Regions from separate parts of the Homo sapiens genome. Here region 2 is linked to region 1. Evidence: read pairs that join two places in POLR2A ChIA-PET (ENCODE). Cell type or tissue: A673. All regions are shown on one strand. Each heading gives the region's core, and the rest is flanking DNA. Links, peaks and the distances in the headings are about the cores only.

Region 1 (7,900 bases), core at 1,722-5,721:
CACGGACTCAGTTTCCCTGGCTGTAGCATGGGGACAATCCCCTCAGACTTCCGGAACTGCTGTAAGGATAAAATGAGGTCCTTGATGGCAATGCGTGTGACCTTTGGCACAAAGGAGAAAGCTAACGGGACCTAGTGACAACAGCCGCTCCCTACTCGCTTCCAGCCCCTCCCCCACCCAAACGTCCTGGCTCCACCCCTTCCAGGCACTGAGGCTCAAATGCTATTACTATTAGCCAGAATCTGACACATGAGAATGAGAGGAGACACTGCAGGGGGACCTGGGGTGGGGGATGGAATTGGCAGCGCTGTCAGCCAGACTTTATACCCTCTTCACTGTGGGAGCAGGAGGTGGCTCTGGGGCACCAAGTTGCGCCCAGTCCTCAATGGGCCCCTTCGCTGGGGTGCCAGTGCAGATTCTGCGCGTAACCGTCCACCTAGCCCAGGCCCAGCCTAGTTCAGGGCCCCCAACCCCACTCCCGCGCCCCAAGCGCCGGAGCCCCCACTCATTGGCGCCACTGGGGACCGGGGAGCGCAGGGCGCGTCGGGCAGGACTGGCCTAGAGAACAGAGGCTTGCAGGTGGGAGGAAGGCGGCGGGGGGTGGGGGGGGCGTGGGAGGTGGAGGGAGACGCCGGGCAGGCCGCGGCCCCTCCCCGCTCCCTCCCCGCGAGCCGCCAGCTACAGTGCCCCTCCTGGGCAGGGGGCGGAGAAGACGGCGACTGGAGGGGAGGAGGCGGCGGCAGAGGCGGAGGAGGCAGCGGCGGCGGAGGCGGGATTTGGAGTTTCCCTCCGCAGCGGCGGCGGCGGCTGCCCCTCGGCTCCAGGAGAGGCCGCCACCCGGGGTTCCGGTGGCGTTAGGCTGCAGCAGTGGCGCTTCCCGCCGCCCGAGCTTCGGAAACTTCCCGGCCGCGACGCAGGGAACCGGCGCGGAGAACCGAGCAGAGCGGAGGTGAGTGGAGCAAGCGGCGCCCCGGGGACCCCCACCCCCCACCCGGCCTGGCTGCCCCCGCCCCGACGTGCGCTCCTCCACCCTGCACCCCCAAAGTCCTGACAACGCACACCCCACGAAGCCGGCGCACGCGCCCCTACGACACCCATTCGGTGCTGCTCCGCACACCCCCGCACGCCGCCCGTGCACCTCCCGTGTCTCCTGCCACTTGCACCGGCTGCACACTCGCGCGCATACAAACCACGCACCACAGACCCGGGTGCCTGTAGTGCACACACTAGCTGCCCCTGCCCCACCACTCACCACTGTCCCCAACTCATGCCAACCCACCGAGACCCTGCCACGCCCCAGTACACACCCAGGCGCACACGCACGCTTCCAACACGTCTCTGCCATACCTGCACCAACATAGCTCCCCCTACCATGCCCCCACCACCTCGAACTCCCCATCTGCCCATTACAGACACCCCACCCACGTTGCCAGCCCAGAGACACTGCAGTCCACCCATCCTGGAGCGAGGTCCCGTCAGAAACCCACATCCCAGTGGCTGACGCTCCCCACGTCCCAGGCACACACCTCCAGCATCTCCAACGCGCACTCTCATCCACCCCAGCACGCGCGCACACCTGCTGGATTCACGCTCTCCAGCATCCTGCCCCGCCCCCATCACAAATAGCCTTCGACACCCCCCAGCACATCTCTGAGTCCCTCCCTCCCTCACCCCCAACACCTGGCACGCGGGCTCTAGAGGCTGCAGCATTTGGTGGCATCCCTGCCAGGCACCTCTGGCTCCCCTTCGGCAGAGGCTCAGCAGCCTTGGGCCCCCCAGGTGCCTCCCTAAACAGACCTTGAGACTCCCCAGCGACTAGCTTGGCCTCTTCCCTAAGAAATAAAGAAGGCACTTTGGGGTCCAAGGTAGGGTACTTAGATGTGGAAGCAAGGGGCCCCGGGGAGGGGCGGGGAGGCGGCGGAGAGAGCCCGGCGCTGAAATGGAGGCGGCCCAGGTGGGACCAAAGGGGCGCCAGCTGCCCGGCAAGCACGTAGTAGGTGGGTTCCATGGGGGCTGGCGTCCGCGCGCGCTGTCTGGGTGCCTGCCTGCGTGTGTGTTACGGGGAGGGCTGTGTGTGCACGTGTGCTTGTGCGTGTCGGGGTGGGGGAGGAGTGTGTGATCGGCAGAAGGAAAAGCAGGAGCAGCTCCCTCAGGCAACAATTGGTTTCATTCATTCATGCCTTCTTTGTTAACGAGCATTTCTTCCGCGAGCGCCGGGCGCGTGCCAGGCCCTGCACTGGGGGCTGGGGCCAGCCTGGGGCCGGGCACACACCCGTTCCTGCCTTGGAGGAACTCCCAGTCCCGCGAGGAGACCGACCAGGAAAAGCAGAAAGCCATCCCCAGCAGAAAGTGGATTTGGTGGAAAAGACACTGGATTTGGCAGGCACGCTGTCGCCGGGACTTGTGCTCTTGGCCATGTGACCCGGCCGCGACAGCCGAAATCCTGTCACTCGGCCCGGCGGGAACGGTGCATCTCGTGGGGGAAGGCGGCGCGGCGCCGCTCTCGGGAGGCTCCCGGGACCAGAGGGCGCACGCGGCGCGCGCGAGGCCTGCAGGCGGCGGCGTCCCCGCGGCCTCCAGGGGGCGCTGGCCCGGCCCGGCGGAGGCCCGGGGCGCCCGGCGGGGGCGGGTGCGGGGGCGGGGGCGGGGGCGGCAGGCGCAGCGCCCACCCTGCGGCGGGCAGCGAGCGCGCGGCCTGGCTCAGCCCGCCGGAGGGGGCCAGACGAGGCCCGGGCGCGCGGCGCGGCCTCCCCCAGCACAGCGCACCCGGGAGCGGCTGCCGGCGGGGCGGCGCCCAGAGCCGGCGCTACAGGGGGCCTGAGTGGGGGCGGCCCGGCGAGGGTCGCGGGTGAGAGGGGGATTAGGGGGTTGGCTGCGCTCAGCCCTGCAGTGCGGAGGTGGCAACAGGTTCCCATTTGTCCTGTTGCTGGCGCTGCGGGCGCTGTGGGCCCCGAGCACTGAGCTCTGACTTTGGAAATTGAGCCCCTCATGGCCTCCTCCCAAATGCTTTCTCCCGGTGCGAGGACTTGGCAGCAGGGCTCCGCAGTTAGGTGCAGGGGAGCCCCTCGCCAAGCGTCGGGAGACGTGGACCCTTGGATCCTAGGCTTCCCCTCCCTTCCCCATTGCGGAGGTTGCCTCTCCCCGTCCTCATTCCAGCCCAGCTCCTCTCACCTCCAGGGAACCCTCTCCAGAGAGCGCCACTGAGCAGCTCAGGAGCTCCCTCTCTAGCCGAACTGAGCCCCCACGGCAGGGCGGGCCGGGGAAGTGGCTGTCCAGCTCCCTGCTGGTCACAGCCCTGCGCCACCCCCACTCTCCACAACAAGACTGGCACATGGCAGAACCTCCGTGGTGCCTTCAACCCCTGCCCACTCTGAGCTCCCACCCACAGCTGCAGTGGGCCTGGAGGCAGCCCCCAGGCTGGGTGCCGGTGTCCACCTCCACCACTGTGGAGCTAGGCTGTGGACAGAAAACAGAAGACAAAGTCCCTGCCCCAGGAACACACTGAGAAAGGGGGAAAGTGACCACACTAGGGAGCACAGAGGAGGGAGACTACTGGCTCCGAGTTGGGAAGGCTGCCTGGAGGAGGGGGCCTGAAGAATGAGCAGAATCTCAGAATCTGGGCAGGGGGCATAGGAGGGAGGCCTGGGCTGGGGCCCTTGCCCACTGGGTGAGAGAAGGAAGGGCACAGTCCAGCTGCCCAAAGCCCTTGGATGCAGGAATTAGGACTCTTGTTAGACGCAGGGACATGGGGGGTGTGGCCGGAAAGCAGCCCAGTGCCAGGGTCCTGGGAGTCCCCGGCTAGCAGCCCACTGCCCGAAAGGGAGGGAGAGAGGCAAACTGGAAGCCCCTTAGAGGTGACCCACCTAGCTTTCCGTCACCTGCCCTCTTACCTAACCATGACCTGAGACATTTTCTCCTCTAACTCCATGGCTCCTGAGAGGAGTCTTTAGACTCGTAGTTTGCTTTGCATTTTCCACTTGTTAGAAAAATGCTTTGTGGTGCCCATCCTCGTGTGCATAACTTTGCTTTCTTTTACTTTAGTTCCTTAGATTCCCAAAAGTGGTCAAAGGGTTGGGATTTTTTCCTAGCTCTTGATATTGCCAGATTAATTTCCAAAGGGGCCGTACCAATATATAACCCTGCAACAGTTGAACAGCACGCTGATTTCACAGCAATCTTGCCAGCACTGCGTGTTCTCAAAAATGAGAACATTTCTAATGCAGTAGGTGGGAAGTGTTACCTCGTTGGTCATTGTTACTTGTTTATTGGAGTGGCTTTCCTTCCACGCCTGAAGTTGAACCTTCCCCCAAATATTTGTTAGGCCACCGCATTCCCTCCTTCCTGCAGTATGCAGTGTTTTCAGGTTCTTTGCCCATTTATCTACAGGGGTCTTAACCTTTTAGTTGGGTATGAGCTTTATCTTATCTGGCGTACATTTTCCTTCAACACTGTTATTTGCTTTTGTTGAGCTTTAAGCAGAGAAGGGACTTTTAGCCAGATCAGCATTGTGGACACCTCCCCCTGACCCTGGTCTCCTGCCTCAGTGCTCACCACACCTGAGACCTTGTCCAGTGCTCTTGCTGCCTGTGGATCTGTCCCGCCTGTTGTGCCCATGGAGGAAAGGATGGAGGCCACCAGCCTTGGTTGAGTGGATGGCATTCTGACGTTGGGCAGGGCTGGGCAGGGCAGGGTGGAGGGCAGGTCGTTGCAGGCCCGGAGGCAGGGAGACTGTTGTGCAAGACGTGACAGTGACCTGGCCTAAAGCTGATGAATTTGAGCCCTCGGCTAGGGCAAGGGACAGGGGAGAGAGGCGTGGATGTGAGAGATATTTAGGTAGAAACTAGTTCTTTCCACTTTGATTAGCCGAAGGGGGGTTAAGGGAAGGAGGCAGAGGGGGGAGCCACGGGTGACTCTTAGGATCAGTAATGTGATAAGAGCAGAGTGCCCCAGTTTAGGGCTGGGAGCTCAGGGTTCCTGGGTGCTTTTGGCCAGTCCTGTGCGAGTGAAGCGGGCTGGTATTGGTAGGTATCCAGGAGCTACCCCTGCCTGCCTAGCCCTGCAGCAGACCTCTGGGCCAAAGCTGCACTAAGTTTCTGGTCCTGCCTCCTCCTCCCCTCCGTGATTTCGGTGGCATCCCAAGTTTGCCCAAGCTGCTAGCTCTGAGCCCATTACAGAGATGGGGCCACTGAGATCCAGGCAGGGGAGAAGATGCTCCAGTATCACCCTGTGAGTTGGGCTGGAGGCAGCTTCTGCGGCAGAGGGGCTGGGCTCTGGTCCTCACCCCTCCCCCTGCCTCCCGAGGCCAGGCTGGCGCCGGCCAGGGGAGCCGCAGCTGGTCCCCTGCTGGGCCCCTGACCTGCCCTTGGCCTCTGCCCCGACCCCGTCCCGCCTCGGTGGAAGCCCCAGCTCAGCCGACTCGCAGGTCCCACCCGACTGCTTCGGCTAGCACCCGTTGGCTCACCGGCCCGCCGGGCCCGCCCCCGGAGCCCCGCCCCGGCCCGCCCCTCGGAGTTGTAACTCCACGTCCGAAGGCAGTTTCCAAGGTGGAAGCTGGGTCCGGCTGCCAGGAAGCGGCCGGTGCGCGGGCTGCGCGGGCTGCGCGGGGCTCGGCTTCCACGTGCGAGCCTGCACCGCCGCCCCGCCCTCTCCTGGCGGCCAGGCCTGGGGACTCTCTGCCGCGGGACGGCGCCTCGCGTTCCGCCGTGGCAGTGGCCGTGGCCAGAACGTCCACGCGCGGTCGTCCACCGCCGGATCTCGCTCCAGGTCTCTTTCCTTTTGTTCTCTCCTAGGGGTAGGGGGAGATGGGGGACCGGGGGCCAGACCACCTCTGAGAGGACTCGCTGAGGCCCAGCACCTCGGCGCCTCCTCTGTTCCCCTGGCCCACCTGGCCCTGGGGGAGATCTAGGCCTCGAACGGCACTCCTCGCACGCACACCCCCAGCCAGAGTCGGAAGCTCGAACTTGGGGAGCGTTCGCGAGAAGACCGAGACAGGAGCAGAAAGGGGGTATGGAGGGAGGCGGCTGCGACCTCAGGGTACCCCAAGATGAGCCTCGAAGGGGCGGTTAGCCGCTCAGCCCTCTTCTCGAGGACCCTTCCCCGGGCCGAGCTGCTGCCTGGGGGGTTTCTTGGGGCGCCTTGTTGGGAGTCCTCATGGTGGGGGACCCTGGGCTCCCGCCTTCAGGACGCGGGGCCGGCTTCAAGTCTGAGCCCCCTCGGCCCTCCGGTAGCTCACACCGCGCCTTCTCTCTCTTCGCAGCGCCCGTGGTCCAGCGTGTAGGGAGCCGATCGCCCATGGAGGGTCTGGGCCGCTCGTGCCTGTGGCTGCGTCGGGAGCTGTCGCCCCCGCGGCCGCGGCTCCTGCTCCTGGACTGCCGCAGCCGCGAGCTGTACGAGTCGGCGCGCATCGGTGGGGCGCTGAGCGTGGCCCTGCCGGCGCTCCTGCTGCGCCGCCTGCGGAGGGGCAGCCTGTCGGTGCGCGCGCTCCTGCCTGGGCCGCCGCTGCAGCCGCCCCCGCCTGCCCCCGTGCTCCTGTACGACCAGGGCGGGGGCCGGCGCCGGCGCGGGGAGGCCGAGGCCGAGGCCGAGGAGTGGGAGGCCGAGTCGGTGCTGGGCACCCTGCTGCAGAAGCTGCGAGAGGAAGGCTACCTGGCCTACTACCTCCAGGGTAGGTGCCGCGGGGCCCTCCTTCCAGGGGGTTCGGGATTCATTTGACCTTAGGCCAGCCCCACTTCTTTTTTTCTAAAGCGAGTTGAGGCCCCCCTCCCCTGATGACCTGCCAGGCTGCTTTGAGAGGAGGGAAGCCTGAGTGTGACCGTGGGGAAGTTCTTCACCCTCGGCAGCCCAGTCTCTGAGCCTGGAAAATGGGGAGAATTAGCCTGACCTGAGCTAGTTCTCAGGATGCTCAAGAACGAATTACAAAGTGCGGGCTCCCCAGGGTCTCGGCAAGGGTATCCCCACCTCCCCAACCTGCTCAGGAATGAGCAAGGGAGGCAGGGGTCAGACAGCACTGGTGCAATCACGGCTCACTGAAGCCTCCTGGGCTCAAGCGATCCTCCTGCCTTAGCCTCCCGAACAGCATATAAAGTGTCAGGTGTCCAGCCCGGGGAAATAGTATCTGTAAATAGAGATGCTGGCTTCTTGAGCCATATTCTCCCCCAAGTTCCCCCACATCTTGGGGTCCCACTTCATCCCTGAGAGTCAGGAGATGCCCAGGCAGAGAGCTGACATCTGAGTTCCTCCTTTTCTTTAGCTGATGGCCGCAGTCCTCCCTAAGGCTGGCAGTGCATCTCGGCTCTGTTGAGCCCTCACACCTGCCTCAGCTTGACCCTAGGGGTGTAAGATCCTTTCCGGTGGCTCAGCGTGAGCCCAGCTTCTTGCAGCCCGAGCTGACTGAGGGTGGCTAGGGCCCCACGTGGGTACCAGGACACACCAAGCTGCTGGGTTTTGTGTTCCCTTTGGGAACATTTGCAAACCCTCCAAGTTGTCCAGGGTCATCTCCCCAGCCCCAGACAGAGGCACTTGGCTGCCCAGAAGGCCAGGTCAGCAGGCCCCATGCCCTCTCCCCAACAGGAGGCTTCAGCAGATTCCAGGCCGAGTGCCCTCACCTGTGTGAGACCAGCCTTGCTGGCCGTGCCGGCTCCAGCATGGCGCCGGTGCCCGGTCCAGTGCCCGTGGTGGGGTTGGGCAGCCTGTGCCTGGGCTCCGACTGCTCTGATGCGGAATCCGAGGCTGACCGCGACTCCATGAGCTGTGGCCTGGATTCGGAGGGTGCCACACCCCCACCAGTGGGGCTGCGGGCATCCTTCCCTGTCCAGATCCTGCCCAACCTCTATCTGGGCAGTGCCCGGGATTCCGCCAATTTGGAGAGCCTGGCCAAACTGGGCATCCGCTACATCCTCAA
Region 2 (7,900 bases), core at 1,749-5,748, 170 kb after region 1:
GAAGCTGGTTCTTTCTGGAAGGCTGCAGAAGGGCCTGGCCATGGGTCCTGGAGGCCACTTAGGCTAGGCGGGCCTCAGGCCAGGAGGACTGAGCCATGCGCCCTCCCCACAGCGCAGCCCCTCTGCACACACCCCGCAGCTGGTCCCTCTAAGACTTGCGGAAAGGGCTCTGAGTGGCCGAGCTGTGGCCCCTGATCTCCCAACCCAGCATCTGAGCAGAAGAGGACAGGAGCTGGGGCACTGATCGCCCCAGGCCCGGTCGGCAGGGTGGGGGCCAGGGCCGGCAGGATCCCGGGTTGCGCTGCCTTCCGAGGGAGCCGGTGCCCACCCAGCGGCCTGCAGCCCAAGGCAGGGTGCCCTGAGAAAGCCACCGCCACCCCCAGCCCCTCGGTGTGAGCAAGACCCCCAGCTGGTGGGTCCCCACCCACCAGTGGGGCTCCCAGGCCTGTCGGGGGCTCGGTGGTGGGCCTGGATGCTAGGGGGGCAACGTGCGGCAGGGACCAAGCTCTCCCGCCCACAGATGAGTGGGAGGGGGTCGTGGTGGGCATGGGAAGACCTTTCCAACAATCAGGTGTGTTGGGGGGTGAGCAAGGCAGGGGAGGGGCCCTGGCAGGTGGGGTGCCAGGGACCCCAGGGCTGGGGCTAGGCCTGTGGGTGGGGCGTGTGCTGGGGATTCTGTGGGCCGAGGACATGTGACTCCCGGGCAGGCTGGAGATGCTGGGGGGTGGGCCCGGGAAGCACGGGAGATGAGGGAAGAGGGGGGAATCCTGCCCCACCTGCCCTGGACAGGGTGCCCCATAGGAAAGGAGTGCCAAGGAGCTGAAGGGAGAGACGGTGGATCCAGAACACACCCCCCATCCCGTTCCGCTCCCCAAGGGGCTTGGTTGGAAGGTGGGAGGGGACAGAGACAAAGCTGCCTGGGTGGGTAGAGTGGTCAGGACAGCCTCTCTGGGTCGGTGACACTTGAGCTGAGACCTAAATGATGACAAGAAACCAGCCATGCTTCCTTCCTTGTAGCGAAGGGAGCTCCCAGGAGAACAGACTGTAAGGGCCAGACCAGCAGGCAACGGCAGTGGTCCAGACCACAGATGATGGTGGCATGACCCCAGGGGTGGCAGTAGAGGTGGTGGGATGTGGTCAGAGTCAGCTTGGGTTTTAGAGGTAGGCTGCCAGGACCTGCTGTTGGGCTGGGGGCAAGGGACAGTGAGGGCTTGAAGAAGACATCGAATAAGCGCAGGAAAAGACGCGTCAGCACCGGCCAGTACGCACAGAGGAAACACACACCCAAACCACAGTGAGATACCGCCGCACACCACGAGGAGGCTGGAATCAGTGAAAGGAAGCACGAGTATTGGAGAGGACGCGGGGACCCTGGAGCCTCACGCCTTGCTGCTGGGCATGTAAAATAGTGCAGCCAGGGAAGCAGTCTGGTGGCTCCTCACAAGGTTAGGTGTAGCTTATGTACATGACCCAGCAATCCCCAAAGAACTGAGAACAGGCGTGCAAAGAAAACTTACACTCAAATGCTCACAGCAGAGTATCCATAGTTGAGAACAGGCATGCAAAGAAAACTTATACTCAAATGCTCACAGCAGAGTATCCATAGTAACCAAGACTCGGAGGCAACCCGTGTCCACCAGTGGATGAATGGATGAGCGAGCACAACATGGTACACCCATCCCGACATAAAAAGAATGAACGACCGGCACACACGACTGCATGAGCACAGTCTAGCCAAGGCAAAGAGGCAGACAGAAAGCAGACGAATGGTTGCCAGGACCTGGAGGAAGGGGGGCCTGGGGAGTCACTGCTGAGGGATATGAGGTCCCTTTTGGGGCGATGAACCTGTTCTGGAACTAGACAGTGGCCACGGCTGCACAACATTGAGAATAGACTAAAAGTCACTAGTGGTAAATGTTATGTTATGCGTATCTTACCACAAGAAAACATAAAATTGCCACACAGGACCACAAGGACCAGGGGTATCCTCACAGCAGTGAGGAAGACCGAGGAAGGAAGGACTCAGGGATTAGGCCCAGGGCAGGAAATGGAAGGTTTTTATCTCTAGCTTGAACTTCCCGAGGCATGTGGACATCTCCAGTGCCCCACTCCAAATGTCTGGCCCAAGCCCAAGTCAGCTAACTGGGTGGCATGTGACCATTGCTGTTCAATTAAACTAGGAATTTTTCTTTATTTAAAATCATAAGATGACGGCCAGGCACGGTGGCTCAAGCCTGTAGTCCCAGCACTTTGGGAGGCCGAGACAGACGGATCACTTGAGGTCAGGAGTTCGAGACCAGCTTGGCCAACATGGCGAAACCCTATCTCTACGAAAAATACAAAAATTAGCAGGGCGTGGTGGCAGGCACCTGTAATCCCAACTACTTGGGAGGCTGAGGCAGGAGAACCACTGGAACCCAGGAGGTGGAGGTTGCAGTGAGCCCAGATCACACCACTGTACTCCAGCCTGGGCAACAGAGCAAGACTCCGTCTCAAACAAAAAAAGAATCATGAGATGAAGCTGGGCGTGGTGTCTCGCTCCTGTAGCCCCAAGTGGTGGAGGAGGTAGGGGGCAGGCGGTAGGGCTGAGGCAAGAGGATCACCTGAGCATTGGGAGGTCAAGGCTGCAGTGAGCCGTGATTGTGCCACTCCACTCCAGCCTGAGCAACGGACTGAGACCCTGTCTCAAAAATAATAAAAATTTAAAAATAAATAAATAAAAATTTAAAAAGCAAAAGCATGAGATGGAGGAGCTCACCTAGGGAGTGAATGTAGTCAAGAACAGGAGAGGCCCAAGGAGAGTCCTGGGGCACCCTGACACTGAGCCGGTTGGGGAGAGAGACTAGAAAGTCCCGGGAGGGAAGCCGAGGAGCTGCTCAATGCACTGGGTCGGAGCCCGGGAGGGGAGGGCGAAGGTGGGGCCTCTGGATTTGCTAAAAGGTGGGAGGGGGCCGGGTGGGGAAGCTCGACCTGCATCGACACAGCCTTCCGGAGCTTTTTGCAGAGAAGGAGCAGGTTGGGTTTTCAGGAACATCAGAGGGGCGGCTGAATACCGATGGAAGAGCAATTCGCAAGGCCAGGGAAAGTGCTGGCACCGCTTTCCCCGCATGAGGGGGACATGCGGGCAAGGGAGGGGGGACACAGGGACAGGGGAGGGGGCAACACCGGGCAGGCGAGGCAGGCATGACGCGAAGTCGGCCCCACGGGCAGTCGCTGTGGGGCGGCGATCTCCCGCTGGGCAAGGGACTGGCGGGCCTTAGGGGACGCGGGAAGCGGGGCGCCCTAGGCGGAGAGGGCGGAGCCCCAGGCGCGCTCGCCCCGCCCCCTGAGCCCGGAGCCGCAGACAAAGAGCGCGCCGCGACGGCGGCGGGGTGGCTGCGGCTGCGGGAGCAGGGCGGACCACACTCGTCCCGGCGCCGCCACGCTGGTGGCTGTATTGGCAGGACTCCTGCCCGCCCGCCCCGCCAACCCCGTCGGAGGCTGAGCTCTGTTTCCAGGCTCTGCCCCAGGCACCCTCCTGCACCCAGCGGTGGCAGGCGCACAGCCGGGTGGGGCGCGACGCCCTCTTGCTGATCAGGAATCTCTGGGAAGCCGAGAAGAGAGGCCGGAGAGGCTAAGAAAACAGTTGTGGCCTGGGAGACTCGCAATCCCAAGTGCTTGTCACACGGCGCCTGCGACCCCTTTCACTCTCACTGGCAACGCGCGGGATGGGAGGTGAAGCCACATCACTTCCAGGGGCCCCCGTGGCTGCCACGGAGGTGGGGGGGCTGCCACCTTCGGACTCCCCTTACCCCACTGCTGTAGAGTAGGAAACAAGCTGGGGAAGGACAGAGACAGGAAGTTATCCTCTGCCCGGGGCCGAGCTCTGACCTGCCTGCTGGCTCTCAGCTCTGCCGTCTGGAGTATCCAGGACACCTTGGAAGCAGTTGTGACTGTAGCTTCCAGGCCAAGTCAGGCATCGGGGGATCTCCCAACGAGTAGAGCATCAGAGGAGAAAGGAGAAGCCGCAGGCTCACTACATTCACCCACTCAGTGACCCAGCAAAGTCCCCATTCATGTTTCCCCAGCTCGGGATTTTGAAAATTGTCCGCCCACAAGCATGTGGGAACATCTGCAGATTCCCCACACCTGCTCTCGGGGTTTCTACACACACATGTGCAGAAGCATTTGAAAGCAAGATGCCATCAGTCCCATTCTCCGTGGAACCACAACACCCTTAGCACGGAATTCCGCACTCATACAATGGGCCAGCCTCACATCTCCCCAGCTGTCCCGCTAACACCCTTATAGCTTTTTTTAAAAATCTAGGATTTGAGGCTGGGCACAATGGCTCATGCCTGTAATCCCAGCACTTTGGGAGGCTGAGGCGGGCAGATCACAAGGTCAGGAGTTCGAGACCAGCATGGCCAATATGGTGAAACCCCGTCTCTACTAAAAATACAAAAATTAGCCGGGCGTGGTGGCTTGCACCTGTAGTTCCAGCTACTAGGGAGGCTGAGGCAGGAGAATCACTTGAACCCGGGTGGCGGAGGAGGTTGCAGTGAGCCGAGATCGTGCCACTGCACTCCAGCCTGGGCGACAGAGCAAGACTCCATCTCAAAAAAAAAAAAAAAAAAAAAAAAAGCGAGGCGTGGTGGTGCAGCCTATGGTCCCAGCTACTTGGGAGGCTGAGGCAGGAGAATTGATTGAACCCAGGAAGCAGAGGTTGAAGTGAGCTGAGATCACACCATCACACTCCAGCCTGGGTGACACAGAGAGACTCCATCTCAAAAACAAAACAAACAAACAAAAAATCTAGGATTCAATCAAGAAGCACACATATTACATTCGGTTGTTAGGTCTCTAGTTATTATGTCTCCTCTCTAATCTAGAAAAAAATATATATATTTTTTACTTTAATGGGAATGACTTCTTGGAAGAGACCAGTCCTTATAGAATGCGCCAGAGTCTGAATTTGCCTGATTCATTCCCGCGGTGAGATTCAGGCTGAGCGTTTTGACAAGAGCACCTTGCAGGAGATGCTGTATGTCTCCTCCCCAGCCCTGCATCTGGCGGCTGGCAGGGTCAGGCTGCCCCACTGTTGGGGAGGCTGTTTGATCACATGGTCCAGGTGGCAGCTGCCAGATCTCTCCTCTGTAAAGACGCAGTTTCCCTTCCTGATTCACAGGTAATTTGGGGTAATATTTGGAGACTTTGTGAATATTCTGTCCCCAACGACCTTACATCTAATGGTTTTGGCATCCAGTGATGATTTTTGCCTGAATTAATTACTGCATTGGTGGCTGCAAAATGTCTCCACCAACATGTTAGAATTCTAGCAGGGACAAAGAGGTGACAGGCCCGGCAAGTAGCATGGCTGCCCACGCCCCCAACTGTGGCCTCCTGGGCAAGCCACACCACCCGCTTCCATAACTCTGTGCCCACCCTTTCTGCCTGGGGGCAGGAGAGACAGAAACATGGGAGGGCTTCATCTCAAAGGCCTTTGAGCAGTTAGTCGGGGGAGGGGTGTCTGGGCGTCCATGAGAGACATGTATACCGGTAGGGGTGCCGGTGACAGGGAAGGGGGTCAGTTAGCTGCACATGGCAGGGAAGAACAAGTTATGTCCTGTAAAGCCCTCACGTAGGCAACGACTCCTGGATGTTCTGATTTACCCTCTATGTGTGTTTTTTTACCCTCTATTTGTAAACAATTTTTACCCTCTATTTGTAAAAAAAAAAAACAAAACAAACAAACAAAAAAAACAACACCTCACTTCACCACCCATGTTAATGTGGTTTGGGGCTACCATAGATCTACTCCCGGTCCCTACCCAAGGCCCTGGCTACTCACAGCCAGTGGGATCCACATCACCTGGGAGCTTGTGAGAAGTGCAGAATCCCAGGCCCCATGCTAGTGGCTCAGTCAGAAAGTGCACCTTAACAAGGACTTCGGGTGGAGGGTGGCGCTGTACTGACTCAGAGCGCGCCCTGGAGGAACCAGGGCAGACCTCAACGAAGGCCTTCTGCATGAGGGCATCTTTCTTTCCCCTCACTTCTCCTTCCCTCCCCGAAGCCCAGGGTCTGCTGAAGTCTCATCAATCCACCTGGCCCCCACCTTTCCGGGAGAGCGGCGGCCTCTCAGACACCTCCATAGTCCTGGCTCAGAAGCAGAAAGGAGGCCGGGCGCGGTGGCTCACGCCTGTAATCCCAGCATTTTGGGAGGCCGAGGCAGGCGGATCACTAGAGGTCAGGAGTTTGAGACCAGACTGGCCAACATGATGAAACCCTGTCTTTACTAAAAATACAAAAATTAGCCAGGCGTGGTGGCAGGTGCCTGTAATCCCAGCTACTCGGGAGGCTGAGGCAGAATTGCTTGAACCCAGGAGGCGGAGGCTGCAATGAGCCGAGATCACAACACTGCACTCTAGCCTGGGTGACAGAGCAAGACTCTGTCTCAAAAAAAAAAAAAAAAAAAACACACAGGAAAAGAGGGGTGTCCCACACCTTGCACAGGAAAAGCCAACCACTTCCTGAAGCCATTCTCAAGATCAACCTTCGGGTACATATTCACAGCTTTCCAGGCACGTGGCCCAGCAACTAAACCCATCCTCCCACCCACCTCAGGCTAACCTGACTGGCTAAGGGCACAGTTCACATCTAGCAACAATCAAAGCAATATTCCCTCTGCAGCGTTTTACAATCAAAGCAATATTCCCTCTGCAGCGTTTTTCATTCTCAATGCTCCAAGCAGCCATGAGGACAGGCAGAATGCACTGAAAGGGAGGACATCTTGTCCAGCCCCAGGCTGCTCAGCCTCGCCTCCTCCGGCCCAACTCCTGTGCAAAATGACCACATATGCCTCCGCTTTGTTCCCTGTCCATCTGTTTTTTCTTTCTCTCTCTCTCTCTCTCTCCCTCCCTCCCTCTCTCTCTCTCTCTTTCTCTCTGTCTTTCTTTCTTTTTTTTCCAGACACAGTCTGGCTCCATTGCCCAGGCTAGAGTGCAGTGGTACAATCACGGCTCACAGAAGCCTCCAACTCCTGGGTTCAAGCAATCCTCCCACTCAGCCTCCCCAGAAGCTGGGACTAGAGGCGCATGCCACTACGCCTGAGCAATTTTTTATTTTTGTAGAGACAAGGTCTCAATATGTTGCCCAGGCTGTCCTAACTAATATTGTACTACATCACACTTCTTCAAAACTTGGAGGTCCCTTTCCTGAGAGAAATTCTCAGAATAATATTGGACATTCTTCTGTCACTGGGCATTAACTGTGACATACCCAGATGTAAGGCCTTCTCCATATAATTTCCTTTTTCATTATTTTTTATTTAATTAATTTATTTATTTGAGACAGGGTCTCGTTCTGTCACCTAGGCTGGAGTGCAGTGGCTTGATCTTGGCTCATGCAACCTCCACCTGCTGAGTTCAAGCAGTTCTCCTGCCTCAGCCTCCCGAGTAGCTGGGACTACAGGTGCATGATGCCCAGCTAATATATATATATATATTTTTTTTTGAGATGGAGTTTCGAGCCCAAGCTGGAGTGCAATGGCGTGATCTCAGCTCACCACAACCTCCACCTCCCGGGTTCAAGCAATTCTCCTGCCTCAGCCTCCCGCGTACCTGGGATTACAGGCATGTGTCACCATGCCCGGCTAATTTTGTATTTTTAGTAGAGATGGGGTTTCTCTATGTTGGTCAGGCTGGTCTCGAACTCCTGACCTGAGGTGATCCGCCCACCTCAGCCTCCCAAAGTGCTGGGATTACAGGCGTGAGCCACCACGCCTGGTCAATTTTTTGTATTTTTAGTATAGATGGGGTTTCACCATGCTGGCCAGGCTGGTCTCGAACTCCTGACCTCATGATCCACCCGCCTCGGCCTCCCAAAGTGCTGGGATTACAGGCGTGAGCCACCGCACCCAGCC

Evidence for each region. ChIA-PET counts read pairs that join two places held together with the same protein. Peaks named below come from ENCODE experiments on the same cell type or tissue, not always from the same donor. Only the 100,000 strongest peaks of a DNase experiment are listed, where the experiment ranks them.
Region 2: POLR2A ChIA-PET joins it to region 1 with 16 read pairs; 2 of 35 experiments call an interaction of 5 or more read pairs at or near these places.

The regions. Positions count from the first base shown.
Region 1 is chrX:153,641,663-153,649,562 of GRCh38, forward strand. It overlaps DUSP9 (dual specificity phosphatase 9), which reads left to right and starts at 5,541. Exons shown (of 4, transcript NM_001318503.2): 1 at 5,541-5,763; 2 at 6,257-6,664; 3 at 7,570-7,900. The coding sequence starts at 6,292. In A673, for the core only: a CTCF peak has its summit at 3,212; no DNase peak of the experiment used is centred there; H3K4me3 peaks cover 551 bases; H3K27me3 peaks cover 946 bases.
Region 2 is chrX:153,815,752-153,823,651 of GRCh38, forward strand. All of the region lies in intron 1 of PDZD4 (PDZ domain containing 4), which reads right to left. Among named protein-coding and RNA genes, the nearest start is that of PDZD4, 11 kb to the right of the region's middle. RefSeq lists a silencer at 3,294-3,453. In A673, for the core only: no CTCF peak of the experiment used is centred there; a DNase peak (open chromatin) is centred at 3,340; H3K4me3 peaks cover 647 bases; H3K27ac peaks cover 583 bases.